2 separate regions of the Homo sapiens genome follow, and region 1 is linked to region 2. The links are chromatin loops, found by intact Hi-C in ENCODE. Cell type or tissue: Caco-2. All regions are shown on one strand. Links, peaks and the distances in the headings refer to the core of each region. The heading gives the core; the rest is flanking DNA. Region 1 overlaps PTPN14 (protein tyrosine phosphatase non-receptor type 14). Region 2 overlaps PTPN14 (protein tyrosine phosphatase non-receptor type 14).

What was found. A loop is a pair of places that touch in the nucleus more often than their neighbours do. Peaks named below come from ENCODE experiments on the same cell type or tissue, not always from the same donor. Only the 100,000 strongest peaks of a DNase experiment are listed, where the experiment ranks them.
Region 1: it touches region 2 in a loop (7-fold over the local background); 3 of 110 quality-filtered maps call a loop at or near these places.

What each region holds. Positions count from the first base shown.
Region 1 is chr1:214,359,508-214,367,842 of GRCh38, reverse strand. PTPN14 (protein tyrosine phosphatase non-receptor type 14) reads left to right here. Exons shown (of 19, transcript NM_005401.5): 18 at 3,168-3,331. Among named protein-coding and RNA genes, the nearest start is that of SMYD2, 83 kb to the right of the region's middle. In Caco-2, for the core only: no CTCF peak of the experiment used is centred there; a DNase peak (open chromatin) is centred at 3,422.
Region 2 is chr1:214,504,203-214,512,537 of GRCh38, reverse strand. All of the region lies in intron 1 of PTPN14 (protein tyrosine phosphatase non-receptor type 14), which reads left to right. Among named protein-coding and RNA genes, the nearest start is that of PTPN14, 43 kb to the left of the region's middle. RefSeq lists an enhancer at 6,557-7,534. In Caco-2, for the core only: a CTCF peak has its summit at 7,282; DNase peaks (open chromatin) are centred at 5,227, 5,795 and 7,247; H3K4me3 peaks cover 711 bases.

The sequences.
Region 1 (8,335 bases), core at 257-8,256, 140 kb after region 2:
GACGTACTCAGAGCCTAATGGGAAAGACAGGCCAGTCATCATCGTCCAAAGATGAGATCTGATACCCTCCTCTGCTTTTCAGCGGTGGCTGCAGCTCTCCCTCTTGCTTTCCACATGCTCATCTAACTGTCCTGTGCTTGTCAGGAGACCCCGTTCTTTACTCACCCACCTGGAAAGGAGCCCCAGATGCTCCCTGTAGCCTTGTGCCTGCTCTGTTGTTGACTCTCCAGCTAGTGGAAGACCTGTGACCACCATGGAGGGACCATGATCCAGATGTTGGATCATGTCAAAACCTTGATTTTATTTTGGTATTCATTTAGAATGGGAGAAAAGGGGAATGACAGAGGGAGAGAACAGGTTCTCAAGACCTAAAAATACTGATTTACAAGTTCCAATAAATATTCCGATGTGTACTTATCCAGCAATACAAGCATTTCATTTCCTTGAAAGTGACGATGGTACTTGAGGGGTTTGGCACTGAAAGCAGAGAGTAGAAGGATGATTGGAGTCAGAGAATCTAGAGTAAGATCCAGAGAGGACTCGTGATTTGCCTGAAGTCAAATGGCTTGTTATCTGTAGCTTGAAATAAGGGCAGTGACCTTTACAGAACTTCTTTTCCTCCTAACAGTGCTCATTGTATTTCTTTCACCTGATCACGTGCTAATTGACTTATTAAAATTTTCTCCAAGAAGCAAAAAAGGGAAATAATATAAATAGATCAGTTTGTTGATTGGCTAACAGCTCTGATGAAAGAGTGAGCTTATAAGGCACTTTAAAGTATAGTCTTTTAAATCAGAACCAATTAAGGAAAGCCTGTCTAAATTACCAAAAAAGACATAGTATTTTTTTTTTTTTTTTTGAGATGGAGTCTCACTCTGTCACCCAGGCTGGAGTACAGTGGCAAGATCTCGGCTCACTGCAAACTCCGCCTCCCGAGTTCACGCCATTCTCCTGCCTCAGCCTCTCCGAGTAGCTGGGACTACAGGCGCCCACCACCACGCCTGGCTAATTTTTTGTATTTTTAGTAGAGACGGGGTCTCCATCTCCTGACCTCGTGATCCGCCTGCCTCGGCCTCCCAAAGTGCTGGGATTACAAGCGTGAGCCACCGCGCCCGGCCAATACATAGTATTTTTAAAGAATGTAAATGTATGTATTATGCTTTTAGGAAAGTCAATACACGTATTCTGTGCAGGGCATTAGAAATGTTGAATCTGTTTCTCCTAGGTTTTAAAAGATTTTTGCCCATGTTTAAATTAGATTACCTGGATGCAGAGTACCTGAGCCAAATTGTTTACTGCCCGCCAGAAGTCTTTATTGAGTTACAGCGTAAGGAACTTTATTAGTATGACTGATAGAGGAAACATCCTTTGAATCCACCTTCTCTCCATTACATGAAAAGCTCTATTTGAAAGTGGCATCTACCGTATTACCCAACATTCCTTTTATTTTTCTTCTTAAATTTAGCTCAAGTAAAGCTTTGTCTCTTGTATGTAAATATTGCCTTTGGTCAGATAGAATACTCAGTTGCCTAATGTCTTTTCCCCCTCGCAGAAAAATTGTAAAGAAGATTCCACACACAATATCTAGCTTGTATTGGTACCTAATAGTAACTACTCCCTCTATGCATCTCACGGCATCTCCTTTTCTTTTTCTTTTTTTAATTGAGGCGGAGTTTTGCTCTTGGTGCCCAGGCTGGGGTGCAGTGGCGGGATCTTGGCTCACTGCAACCTCCGCCTCCAGTTTTTAAGCAATTCTCCTGTCTCAGCCTCCTGAGTAGCTGGAATTACTAGCTGGGATTACAGGCTCGTGCCACCACATCCGACTGATTTTTGTATTTTTAGTAGAGACAGGGTTTCATCATCTTGGTCAGGCTGGTCTCAAACTCCTGACCTCAGGTGATCCGCCCACCTCAGCCTCCTAAAGTGCTGGGATTATAGGCATGAGCCACTGAGCCCAGCCCTTCTTTCTTTTTTATTTTGTCCTATCTCATTGTACATTACTACTACTAGTAGTACTGCTATGACTAGTACTAATAACTACTACTAGTCATCATCATCGTAGTAGTAGTAGTAGTGATAATAATAGTTTGGTTTTTTGGTAAAGCACTTCAGATTATTTTGTAATTAGATAAGTTTATAAAGGAAAGTATGGATTATTTATATATGTCTGTAAACAGGTGCTTTGAAATTATTTGAATGGTTCAAACCTACTTTTTTCTCTTCAACAATGTAAACATTTCCCCTATAGTCTGGTTTACACTTTTGCCTTAGGATGAGGTTCACTGAGTATCAAGAACCTTTAAACCTGTTTCTGTCCTGAGCTACTACAAAATCTAAATTATTAATTACATTTTGGGGGTTTTTGGAGTGTCTGAGGATTACATTTCCATACTTTTCTCTTTTGTCATGGTTGTGAAAAAGTCATTAAGGCTTGGAATCCTGTGATTTTTCTTTTGTGCCTAATTGGAGTCATGAACGCACCCCTCCCTGCACAGCCCTGCTGAGCCAAGCAGATGCTAGAAGGCATGGGGGGTATCATGACCCCCTCCACCTCACACACATGTTGCCTCCAGAATGGGGGTTCATCTTGGGCTACTCACATAGCCCCGTGGAATCCATGCTGAAAAGCAGACTCCCCAAAGTCTACTTTAAAACCCAAAAATGAAGTCAAGCCTCAGTTGACATTCACTCATCAGTGAGGGGAAGGAAGAAGGGGCAGATGGATGCTCTCTCCCCACCAGAAATTGGCTCTGACAGGCGGGCGTTTCAAGGGGACTTAGCAGTTGTTCTGATCCCAGTCTGTTAATAGCAGGAATTGCTGTAAGTAATGTCTAGAATCATCTGCTTGAGGGACTTAGGGATTTGCAGAGGGGAAAACAGAATTTAATTTTTAAAAAAGTACTATTTAATTTAAAGAACAAATTCTCCCACGAACTAATTGACTCCCAGCTGGTCCTGTCTGGATCCAGGACTGTACATTGGGTACCAGCCAAATAATTAGTGTCTTGTAAGAACTATAAATTATTGTCACTTAAAACACACACACACACACACACACACACACACACACACACACTCACCATCAGTTCTCTTCCGCTCCCCCCTCCCCAACTTACATGCGAAGCCATGGAGGACTTTGGTGACAGAATTTGCATTTTGTCCTGCAGCCTACTTGGAGGAGATCCAGTCGGTCCGTCGCCATACCAACAGCATGCTGGAAGGCACCAAGAACCGGCACCCGCCCATCGTGGTCCACTGTAGTGCTGGGGTGGGAAGGACCGGCGTGCTCATTCTTTCTGAGCTGATGATCTACTGCTTGGAACATAACGAAGTGAGTCATTCTGGGCTTCTCTCCGGATACTCCACCTTGGGGACAAGTCTACACCCTGGCCAAACCTTTGCCTGCACCCTTGCATTTTCAGTGGTTAATTTCCTGTCTCCCAACCAGAGTTTTCCAGGCTCCTGGTTCCTAGTTTGACTCTGACATTTACAGCCCTCCTTATCTTTTTGCCCTCCCACTGCTCCGTGTAGATACCCAGATAAAACAGGAGAAATGAGGGTGTGCAATAGAAAACACTTAGAAAATGTGATCTTAGGCGGCATCTACTTCCAGAAGTCTTTGGCATTTTGTAGATAGCCTGGTTTTATTGTGGGTAATTTTCCATGGTGAGTTATTTGACCCCATATAGTTTCGATGCATCTTGCATTTCTAGGATGTGTTCTGGCCTAAATGCTAGGTGAAAATGTGTCTACTTGGAAAATGTTTTTCATTCTTCAGAGTGAGGTTTGAGGGGTTGTTTGCTTGTCTAGTCTGGTTGTTGCGTGGTGTAGCGGAGCAGAGTAGATACTTTGAGCACGCAAACATCCCCGTCTTTGCATCAGCGGGTCACCCTACCCCTTCTCCCTGCAGAAGTGGGGTGCTGCTGAGCCTGTGCACACAAGGTGCGTGGCATTCCTTTGCTGCTGTAGGATTAGGGAGTTACACTGAGAGACTTTCAATTTTGTGTAGGTGAGACAAACAGCAGTCAAAAGCTAAGGAATAGTTCTACCTTCTAGCTACGTGGGACATTAGAAGTTTTAAGGGGCTTTTGCCTGCCATATCAGCCAAGTAGAGGAGCCATGAACATGTCACTCTTCCTATTTCACAGAAGAGGAAACTGAGGCCCAGAAATAATTACATGATTTGTCTAGTGCCATGTGGCTCTTACGCAGTGGTACTGAAGCCAGAAGCAAGGTCTGTGTCTGGGTCCAGAGTTATTTCCTGTCTTCACTCTGCCTCCAAACGCTGAGTAAGATTTGGTTCTTACTCAGTTTTCAAATTATATGGCTTGAAAAATTAAAGGAAACTTGTGGTTTGGTAGTTTTTAAATTACAGAATGATTTGTTGCAACTCTGTGGAGGAATTTATATGATAATATACCTATTTATTCAATAGCATGAATCGTTTGAAAATCAGATTAAATATTGCTACATGAAGTTTGTCATATTGAATCATCCAGGAAAACAACGAATGCTAAGCTTAGACATTAAACTCTCTGCCCATGAAAAGATAATTTTGAGAATCTTCCAGTCTGTCCATGGGAATGAATGTTTGTGCTGCTAAAAATTGGAAAAGGGGCAATCCCAACTGTAGCCCAATGTTAGAAAAACATAAAACAAAGCTTGAGCGAAATGTTCATCATGGAATCAGTTGAGACTACATAACAGAAATGTCATTGCCCTCTGAGTTTTTACCATTTTGCCCCACATAGGATTTTTTTATTGTTTGCCTCTCTATTCCCATCACTACTAGAGGTCTCTAGAAATCTCTAGAACAATGAGTAACCTGCCACTGAGTCTCAATCCATCCATTGCTAGGAAGACAAAATAAGATGAGGTAGAATCAGTGTGTGCATGGCTTGAGGGCCTCATCATCACCTTCCCCACCTAATCGTCCTTTCCTTCCCTTCATATCACTTTTGTCACCAAATTCCCCCCTTGTTTTCTTTTCTTTTTTTCTTTTTTTTGAGACAGGGTTTTGCTATGTTGCCCAGGCTGGCCTCAAACTCCTAGGCTCAAGTAGTCCTTCCACCTCGGTCTCCTGAGTTGATGGGATTACAGGCGTAAGCCTGGCCACTCCACTTCTTTCCCCATTCCCTGTGCTCCGCTCCCTACTTCCCCTTTTCAACTCAAGAAGCCATTCTGTCTTGTCTGACACGAAAGACTATTCTGTTCTGAGCTCTTTGGAGACCCATCAAAGGCTGAGCCTCAGTGAGGCAATGACATGGGGGCTCACTGAACACCAGATGTTACTGGTCTGGCAGAGCACAGACAAGCATATCAAATCCGGAACAGTTTGGAGTAAGGGATTCGGCCAGTGTGGCCTCCTGTGGACTTGGTGAAGGCTCAGGGTGGTTAAATGCTCTATGGTGTGTCCAAACATAGCGGATTTCCTCAGTGCCCAACTGCATGCCAGAACATTCTTTGCTGGGACGTGGTCAACCCAAAAAGAACTTCTGTTCCCATTGATATTCAAAGATAGCAAGATGACTCATATTTTTCACTTCTCTTCCCCTAGCACAAATATAGCCAGTCTTATCTGTCCTATTTCCCATGGTTGCTATTGGTAGATGGTTAGCGGGGAGAAATGCTCTCCTTTTGTTCTGGTACTGTTCAGGCCTGGCTAGTAAGATCCAAGCCCCTATTTCAGGAGAAGAGTAGACCATGTTTAGTTTATTTTGTGTTTCAAGCAAAGATTTTAACAAATATATATTAAATTGTGGGACCATTTTTCTCCTGTCCAAACTCCCCTGCCTTCTTTCCACAGCTTCTGGATTTAGCATACTTTATATTTTAGTCTGTAATTCATGCAGTTTTAATTCTGTCAATGAAATGGCCTTTCTTTTTCCTGGACTTGTCCCTCTCAGTCTCATTCTAAACACAGAAAAGTTGAGCAGAAACAATGAAACACAGACACTTACAATGAGGTTGGTAGCTGTGCAGTGGGGAGTGGGGACAGCTGTCCCAGGCTGCTCTGGGAAGCCTCCCTGTGGCCCAGTGCTTTTGGTCACTGAGTGTTAGCTGAGACTTTTTAAGGTGCATAGAGTTTTTCAGAAAGCACTCGTTTTATGGTCTGCAGGACACTCAGTCCCTTGGATGTAGCTGTCTGTTCCAGCTACAGCTAATTACAAAAGGTCAGGATCTCAGTAGCCAAAGGGCAGATGTCTTGATCTTGCTGCTTTTCTGAGTAAGTTATACCTCCTTCATAAAGTGAGGAGGAGAAAATGTCTTCTAGACAAGATTGAGCAATTGTCAACTGCTTTGTGCTTCCTTGGCTTGGGGGCAGTTAAGAGCAGAGCCTGTGGGAGTGAATGAATCTTTAAGCCAGCTGGGACCCTTTCATTGAAGACCAGGAGAACTTTCTTTGTCATATCCCCAGACTTGAACATATCAGACAATATACTGTCATTTAGGCTCAGTCCTACAGGTAATTGAGATGGGGATGATGGTAGAGGAGGAGGAGGAGGATGTGGTGGTGGAGGAGGTGGTGATGGTGACAACATTGAAAATAATATCGTAACAGCTAACTTGTGTCTAGTGTTTACCATGTATACGCACTATTCTAAGAGCCTGATAGTATTAACACAAGTAGCCTTTGCAGTGACACTGTGAGCTAAGTCCTGTTAGTATCTGTGTTAGTCCATTCTCACACTGCTATAAAGAACTACCTGAGACTGGGTAATTTATGAAGGAAAGAGGTTTAGTTGACTCATAATTCTGCAGGCTGTACAGGAAGCATGGCTGGGAGGCCTCAGGAAACTTACAATCATGGTGGAAGGATAAAGGGGAATTAAGCACGTCTTCACATGGCAGCAGGAGAGAGAGAGAGCAAAGGGGGAAGTGCAACATACTTTTAAACAACCGGATCTCATGAGAATTCACTGTCACAAGAACAGCAAGAGGGAAATCTGCCCCCATGTTCCAATCACCTCCCACCAGGTCCCTCCCCCAACACTGGGGATTTCCAGTCAACATGAGATTTGGGTGGAGACACAGAGCCAAGACCATATCAGTATCCTCACATAACAGAAGAGAAACTGAGTCATAAGTAAATGAAGTAATGTGCCCACTTCCCACAGTCAAGAAGTGGTAGAGCTGAGATTCAGCAGATGAAGCCTTACTCAGAGCCTGTGCTCTGAACACCAGTGTGATCCTGCCTCCTGGCTAAAACCTTTGGTGGGTAGGGGAGGGAACAGCCTTATTCTCTCTATTCTTTTATCTTCAGTGCCCAACCGCAGAGTAATCCTCATCAAACATGAAATTAAGTTCATTATTAGGTGGCTCTAGGTCACATCTTATACTGGTCACTTTGCAATATAATTTAGGCAGAGACCTACTTGTTACTGTCAGAAGCTTATAACCTAGGCTCTGTATTTTGATTCATAGTTCGAAGATTCACATGCCTTTTTTTTCTTTTCTTATTAGGCAGGGACTTGACTTTGTCCCTTTGCACCACTGTGATTGCACCACTGCACTCTAGCCCAGGCAACGTCGCAAGTTTGTGATATGCATTCCTTAGTTGGTGTTGAACAAGAGTGACTGATGGCACGTGTCATGTCATACCTATACACGGCTTGGAAATAGCTTAAATTATTTTTTAAGGTTCAAAGGTTACAAAGTCAGGCATACAGCTGAGTTTTTATTATTTTCTTTTAAACACTTGCTTAGCCCTTGAAAACTTCCTGGGTGCCATCATTTGCCCTGGGTTAAGAGCTCCCAGAGCAGAGTGAATGTGCTGAGGCCACCATGGCCTCCACAGCTCAGGGGTGCTCCAGCCGTATGTGTCCTGGCTAGTCCAGGAGGATGGACATGGTGAAGGTGAGGGGAGAGGACACTGTGACAGCCTCTGATCTGCTCAAGTACCCATGACACTGAATTAATTTCCTTTCATTAATGATAGTATATATCATCGTATATATTCTCAAAGAATTCACACATAGGCAATCTCATTTAATACTCAAAATGTTCTCATTTAAGACTCAAGGCTAGGCACAGTGGCTCATGCCCATAATGCTAAGACTTTTAGAGGCCAAGGCTGGAGGATTACTTGAGCTCAGGAGTTTGAGACCAGCCTGGGCAACAGAGTAAGACCTCGTCTCTACACAAAATTTTAAAAGTTAGCCGGGTGTGGTGGTGTGCATCTGTAGTTCCAGCTACTCAGGAGGCTGAAGTGGGAGGATTGCTTGAGCCTAGGAGGTTGATGTTGCAATGAGTTATGATCGCACCACTGCACTCTAGCCTGGGCTACAGAGCAAGACTCTGTCTCAAAATAGGTGTTCTCGGCCAGGCGCAGTGG
Region 2 (8,335 bases), core at 279-8,278:
CTGGTAACCCCCATTCTGCTCTGTTTCCATGAACTTGACTACTTTAGATAGTTCATATAAATGGAATCATACAGAATGTGGCTTTTTGTGACTGACTGATTGTGTCAGTTGTACCCAAGGGATTTTAATTTTATTAAATTTCCTAAGAAGAAGGAGCATGCCAAACCCTATAGGGCCACATGGAGAAGCAGCAGGATTGGTTAGGAGGCAGAAGGAGTGAGGGGACAGCCTAGGCCAAACCCTTATTTTGTTTTCCTTAGGAAAGGTGAGGTAGGACAGGGTGAGCAGCTAAGACTGGCAAGTTTGAGTAAATCTGGTAGGCTGTGGGGTACAGCAGTCTGGTGGGTGGCCCTGGGTGGATTTAAGGCAAGATGGAACACTGGCTTTTGATAAAGGAGATGGTTGGGGGTGTGGGCACTGAGTTGGTGAGTTTGCCTGTGGAAGATGTGCTGGGGCAGGGGCCTCAGAATTTACTAGCCCTCTAAGAATTGACTAGCCCTGGGAGATGCAGCCTTTCCCCAGTCAGCAAGGCCACAAATCTAAGACCATCGAGAAGGCAGAAAATAATACAATGTAGTTTATAGCAACTGGCCCTGTGATGGATGCCAAACAGAGAATTATAGAATCTAAAAAAAGACAGAACACTTAATCCACTCAGCATAATATCCTCAAGGTTCATCCATGTTGTAGCATGTATCAGGATTTCCTTCCATTGTATGTATAGACCACAAGTTGTTTATCCAACCATTCATGTGTTGATGGACACTTGGGTTGCTTCCACCTTTTGCCTGCCATGAATAATGCTGCTGTGACATGGGTGTGCAAATATCTCTTCAAGACTCTGTTTTAAATTCTTTTGGGTCTATACTCAGAAAGAGAATCCATAGATCCTAAGGGAATTCTGTTTTTAATTTGTTAAAGGTACTGCTGAACTGTTTTCTGTAGCAGCTGCACCATTCTGTATTCCCACCAACAGTGCACAAGAGTTCCAATTTTTCCCACATCCTCGCCAACACTTGTTATTTTCTTTTCTTTCTATTTTTTTTTTTTTGATAAGGGCCATCCTGTGAGGTGATACCTCATTGTCTCACTGTGGCTTTGATTTCTACTGATGATTAGTGTTGCTAAGCATCTTTCATGTGCTTATTAGTGATGCTTTTGTATTTTACAATTTGGTAGTCTGTGTTTTTAAATTGAGTCACACAATTTAAGTGTGAGTTTTGAAGAGTTATAAAAACGTATTTTTTATTAGTACCTTTTGTAGTACGGGAAAGTCTTCTCAAGGTGATTGCTTTTTTGCACAGAGAGGCAAAAGGTTATCCATTCAGCCTAACTTCAGAAGCTGTTAAAGAATCAGCAACTAGCAGTGGCTTATGCCTTGTAATCCTAGTGACTTGGAAAGCAGGAGGATCACTTGACACCAGGAGTTTGAGATCAGCTTGGGCAACACAGCGAGATGTGGTTTTAAAAATAAAAAAAAAAAACCAAAGACTTAGTTTGGCCTGGTGGCATGTGTGCCTGTAGTCACGGATACTCAGGAGCTGAGGTGGGAGACTTGCTTGAGCCCAGCAGTTCGAGGCTGCAGTGAGTTGTGATTGTGCCACTGCACTTCAGCCTAGGTGACAGAGCAAGACCTCATCTCTTAAAAAAAAAACAAAACAAAAAACAAATTGATAACTATACCTGGGGACTCTGGCCTCTGGCTTTAAGCCAGATCTTGGAGGACAGATCATTCATTCACAGAGGACCTACTGTGTGGTAGCCAAGGCATAGAACTGCCCAGACCAAGTCCAAACATATGGAGATGGTCTCTAGCTATGTGTCCAAAGTAGAGGGATTGCCTTACCTCCTGAGAGCACTTCTCTATGGAAGCTGATTAAACTTTTTGGGGTGAGATTGGGAGGGCAAATCAGGTGAAGGAGAAGTAGAACTGAGTGTGAGTTTTTATTCAGAAAGCTGAACCATCTGATAATGGCAGAGTTTAGTGTATTCAGAAAGGATTGAAAAACTAAAGTGGACCTATAGGAAAAGTAAATAAGTGATCTTTGTATTTCATTGCAATGTCATTACAGGCATACACCATTTTATTGCGTTTCACAGGTATTGCTGTTTTCTTGTATAGATGGAAGGTTTGTGACAACCATGCATTGAGCAAGTCTGTTTTTCCAACGGCACGTGCTTACTTCAAGTCTCTGTGTCACATTTTGGCATTTCTCACAATATGTCAGACGCTTTCATTATCTTGATATCTGTTAAAGTGATCTGTGATCAGGGATCTTTGATGTTAATGTTGTAGTTGTTTTGGGGTGTCACAAACTGTGCCACATAAGATGGCAAACTAAATTGATAAAAGTTGTGTGTGTTTTGACTGTTCTATGGCCCAGCCACTCCCTCCCTTATCTCTCCCTCTCCTCCCGCCTCCCTATTCCCTGAGACACAACAATATTGAAATTAGGCCAATTAAGAACCCTACAGTTACCTCAGCAACATCTAGAAATGATTAAATTTAGTGAGGGAGACATTGAAAGCCAAGATAGCCTGAAAGCTACCTGAAAGGCCCCGGTGTGTGATGTTCCCCACCCTGTGTCCAAGTGTTCACATTGTTCAATTCCCACCTACGAGTGAGAACATGTGGTGTTTGGTTTTCTGTCCTTGCAATAGTTTGCTCAGAATGATAGTTTCCAGCTTCATCCATGTCCCTACAAAGGACGTGAACTCATCCTTTTTTATGGCTGCATAGTATTCCATGGTGTATATGTGCCACATTTTCTTAATCCAGTCTATCATTGATGGACATTTGGGTTGGTTCCAAGTCTTTGCTATTGTGAATAGTGCTGCAATAAACATACATGTGCATGTGTCTTTATAGTAGCATGATTTATAATCCTCTTGTGCCAGTTTGCTAAGTTGTGACTGAAAGGAAAAGTTCTTGAAAGAAATAAAAATTGCCACTCCAGTGAACCACATGAATGATAACATGTGCAACAGCAACAGCAAAACAGCCTTATTGCTAATAGGGAGAAAAATTGAGTGGTCTGGATAGATTGAACCAACCACAAACTTTCCTTAAGCCAAAGCCTAATCCCGAGCTAAGCCCTAACTCTCTTCAATTCTGTGAAGACTGAGAGAGGTGAGGAAGCTGCAGAAGAAAAGCTGGAGCTAGCAGAGGTTGACTGATGAAGTTTAAGGAAAGAAGCTGTTTCCATAACATGAAAGTGCAAGTTTAAGCAGCAAGTGCTGATGTAGAAGCTGCAGCAAGTTATCCAGAAGATCTAGCTAAGATCACTGATGAAGGTGGCTACACTAAATAACAGATTTTCAATGTGGATGAAACAGCCTTTTCTAGAAATTTCATAGCTAGGGAGAAGTCAGTGCCTGGCTTCAAAACTTCAAGGGACAGGCTGACTTTCTTCTTAGGGGCTATTGCAGCTGATGACTTTAAGTTGAAGTAAGTGCTCATTGATCATTCCCCAAATCCTAGAGTCTTTAAGAATTATGCTAAATCTACTCTACCTGTGCTCTGTAAATGGAACAACAAAGCCTGGATGATAGCACATCTGTTTTCAGCATGGTTTACTGAATATTTTAAGCTCACTGTTGAGACCTACGGCTCTAACAAAATTTCTTTCAAAATGTTATTGCTCATTGACAATGCATCTTGTCACCCAAGAGTTCTGATGGAGATGTATAAGAAGATGAACGTTGCTTTCATGCTTGTTAACACAGCATCCATTCAGCAACCCATGGATCAAGGAGTAATTTCGACTTTCAAGTCTTATTATTTAAGAACTACATTTTTTAAGGCTATAGCTGCCGTAGATAGTGTTTCCTGTGATGGATCTGGGCAGAGTAAATTGCAAACCTGGAATGGATTTACCATTCTCAGTGCCATTAACAACATTCCCAATTCACGAGAGGAGGTTAAAATAATAATAACAGGAGTTTGGAAGACATTGATTCCAAGTCTCATGAATGATTTTGAGGGGTTCAAACTTTAGCAGAGGAAGTAACTGCAGAGGTGGTGGAAATAGCAAGAGAACTAGAATTAGAAGTGGAGCCTGAATATGGGACTGAATTGCTGCGGTCTCATGATAAAACTTGAAAGGATGAGGGTTACTTTTTATGGATGAGCAAAAAAAGTGGTTTCCTGAGATGGAATCTACTCCTGGTGATGATGCTGTGAACATTGTTAAAACGACAAGAAAGGATTTAGAATATAACATATACTTAGTTGATAAAGCAGTGGCAGAGTGTGAGAGGATTGACTCCAATTTGGAAAGATACTCTACTGTGGGTAAAATGCTGTCAAACAGCATTGGGTTCTCCAGAGAAATCTTTCATGAAAGGAAGAGTCAACTGATGTGGCAAACTTCATTGTCTTTATTTTAAGAAATGGCCATAGCCACCCAACTTCCAGCAGCCACCATGCTGATCAGCAGCCATCAACATCAAGGCAAGACCCTCCACCAGCAAAAACATTAGGACTTGCTGAAGGCTTAGATGATCCTTAGCCTTTTTTAGCAATACAGTATTTTTTTTTTTCTTAGAGATAGAGTCTCATTATGTTGCGCAGGCTGGTGTGCTGTGACTATTGACAGGTTCAATCATAGCTCACTGCAGCCTGGAACTTCTGGGCTCAATGGATCCTTCCGCCTCAGCCTCCTGAGTAGTGGGGACTACAATAAAGCATTTTAAAATTAAGGTAACATTGGCTTTTTAGACATGATGCTTTTGCACACTTTATAGACTAATAGTGTAAAACAAACATAACTTTTATATGCACTGGGAAAGCAAAAAGTTTGTGTGACTTGCTTTATTGTGAGATTCGTTTTATCGCAGTGGTATGGAGCCAAACCCACAATGTCTCCGAGATATGCCTGTAATTGATATTGACTGGAACAAAAGAAAGTTGATTACATCAGTTTGGTGCAAACAGTGGTCATGTCTACTGTCCCCAAATCCTAGAGAAGAATAAATTTAACTCTGTGACAGCTGATTTGTAGTTTCATTGTTAAAAGGTGTTCTATATATGTCTTGAAAGTGTTCTTCTAGGATGAGCTATACTGACTCAGGATTAATTATAAAAAGGTATATATGCTGTGTCTTGACTTCTGAGATGTCCTTTACTGATAGAGCATGGATGCAGGATTAATCAAATCTGTAGCCTTAGAGACAGGAGGCATTCCTGCCTTTCTGGTTTGCAGACATGGAGGGCTGAAAAGGATGGGGGTGGGGCATGGTAGTGGAGATTGTTAGCCAGTGGGTTAATGGTTAATCCCTGCAACATGCCAGAGATACACCTAATCTTTGATGAGACCTACTGCTCAGAATGAATAATGGTTAACCATTCCTTACCTTTGACTAAGACCATATACCTTTCATAGTTTGTTTTTTAAAGTATGTGGAACTGTGAAGTTTTTTTTTCTTTTGCAAATAACATTTGCATATCACAGAAGTTTTATGACTCATTCTTGGTAAAGAAAGCAGGTGATATCCATGAATGGTTTGTCATCTTTTAGAGACGAGTAGAATGATTGCTATCGAATTTTCATTTAACTTAAACACAGCTGTGTAGAGACAATATAAAGTGGTCCTTTCCTCAGTACAAAACATGGAAAAAAAAAAAAACCCGCGCTCTTGTTAGCAGATGTTAGTGTGTTATGCTGCACATGCCACCGAGACATTCTTGTTTATGAGGACCAGTCATCTGGACTGGAAAAAGATTTTTGAAAGAAAATAAAGGGAGCAAAGAAAAATTCGAGGTCTCCCTCCCCTCACAGGGGCTGTTTTGTGCTGGGTGCAGCGTCAGTTATGTGATGGCTGACTCCAGGGAGAGAGCCACCTGTATCCCTGGTTAATGAGCATTGGCCACCTGGCAGAACCCCACTACCACGAAGATACAGTTTCACTTTTACCGTTTGTCACATCCAATTAAAGGTTTTGGCATTCTTGCCTACTTAAAAAACATTCTGTAAACATTAGAAATAGTTTTTATATTTATTTATTTATTTATTTTCTTCTTTTAGACACAGGATCTCTATCTTCCAGGTTGGAGTGCAGTGGCACCATCACAACTTACTGCAGCCCTGAACTCTGCAACTCAGGTGGTCCTTCCGTCTCAGCCTCGGGAGTAGCTGGAATTATAGGCACATGCCACCAACACCCAGCTCATTTAAAAAATTTTAAAAAAAAAAATTTAAGAGACGGGGCCTCCTGTGTTGCCCAATCTGGTCTCGAATTCCTGACCTCGAGCAATCCTCCCACTGTGGCCTCCCATAGCATTGAGGTTACAGGGTGTGAGCCACCGTGCCTGGCCAGTTTTTATATTTAGGAAAAAAGCTAGCGGAAATTGGCTCTTCCCAGTTCTGAGAAGTTTTTCGATTAATGCTATTGATGATTCCTAACTTGTTATCAGTCTTAGTTTCCTTTCCTTAGTAATCGAAGGAATTGTCCTTGGCTTCCCTTCTTCATAGTAATCTCACTGCTGCCTAAGCAGTGGATGCATGGTTACGTGGCCAGTGTCTCTCTGTCTCTGTGTCTGGGCTTAGGTTTACCCTGAGAGAGTTCATTGTAAATCTGTGCTGAACTGACTATTCGCTCTGAGTTGGAATATTTTCTGCTTATTACAAACTCGATTTTTTTGAGACAAAGTCTAACTCTGTTGTCCAGGCAGGAGTCCAGTGGCACAATCATAACTTACTGCAGCCTCAAACTCCCAGACTCAAGTGATCCTCCTGCCTCAGCCTCCCCAGTAGCTGGGACTACAGACACATGCCACCACCTCGGCTAATTTTAAAAAGTTTTGGGAGAGGTGACGTCTTGCTGTGTTGCCTAGGCATGTCTCAAATTTCTGAATTCAAGCAATCCTCCAGCTTTGGCCTCTCAAAGTTTTGGGGTTACAGGCGTGAGACACTGCACCCAGCTGCAAACTATTAAGAAAAAGTAATGAAAGGCTGAGCTCTTTTCTTTGTAGCTAAGCCTCTTGAGAAAGTTCTGAGGCTGCTGCATCTCCCATTCCGTCCTCAGCTCCTTACATCGCAGCTGGCAGCTCCACCACTGTGTGGGCACTGACCACCCCACCCCCCCGAAGGGACCAGCCATCTCCTGTTGGCCATGGTGAATGTTTTTCAGTCCTTATCTGACCTCCCTTTGGAATTGGACATTGACCAGATCCTTCTCCTTGAAGCGTTACCATCTCGGGTAGTCCCCTGCTCGAGATGTTTCTCCTGCTTCCCTGGGTGTTCCCTTTCACTGTTTGTTGAAGGTTCTCCTCCTGCTGGTCACCCATTGAATGTAGGTGTCAGGTGTCATCTAGCATTGGATCCCATGTCCTCCTGTCACACTTTTTTTTTTTTCCCTGGCGGGTATTCACAGCTGGGTTTGTTCACATGACCGCCACAATGAACTCATATTTAACTCAGACCTCTCGTTGGGGGCCCCCAAATTTCAACTGCTTGTCAGGATCTTTCCATGAGACTGGCCACAAGTATCTTAAACAGAGAATTCTTAGACAGAATTCATCTACTTTTTCCTTAAACCTATCTTTTCTCCTATATTCCCTACCTTGGTGAGGGTGTCACCTCTGATGAAGTTAAACACACTGGGGGTTTGGATCAACCTAAACTCATTTTCCTTCACCCTCTTTATGCAGTAAGTACCAAGTCTTTCCTGTTACTCTAAGGTAGTTCCTTTTTCCTAGTCCAAGCCAGTCCTACTTGTCTGCAGATTCAGTATGTTACCTTACCTCCTGCAGGAAAATTCCCCAGCATTCTGTACCCAGCCCTTATCCTGGGATTGGTCTCCCCTCGATTAAGCTCATTCAGGCTGGTGCCTTGCCTCATTCACCATCATTTCCCCAGGGCCTAGCAGGGTGGTGCCTTGGAAATAATTTAATTTGGTGGAAGTGTCTTAGTACGATTTCATGGCTAATGGGTGTGCTACTCTTGTCATTCAGAGATGGGGCTGGGACATCACCTCTGTGGACATTGTGGTCCTAAGAGCCCCGTTCCTGGGTGCCTGCCATTTGCTTGCGTCAAGTTGGACATGACAGCTACGGGAAAATGATTGAGGGCAGAAGGCAGTTTTGGTGCGACAGGAAGAGCACAGGCTTCCAGGGCTTTGCTGTAAGATCAGGAGAGAATAATGCATCAGAAGTACCTGATGCTGAGTCTGTTCTCAGGAATGGTGTGTTTGAGGCAGCTGCCCATTGCCCGGTGCTTGCCATGTGCTTGGATGCAACCATGGCTAAAAGGTTTCCTATCTGGCTATGTGGTGATTGACTGTGGGTCGCCTTCCTATGGTATTTCTGACTCCTCGAGTGTAATATAAAGGTCTT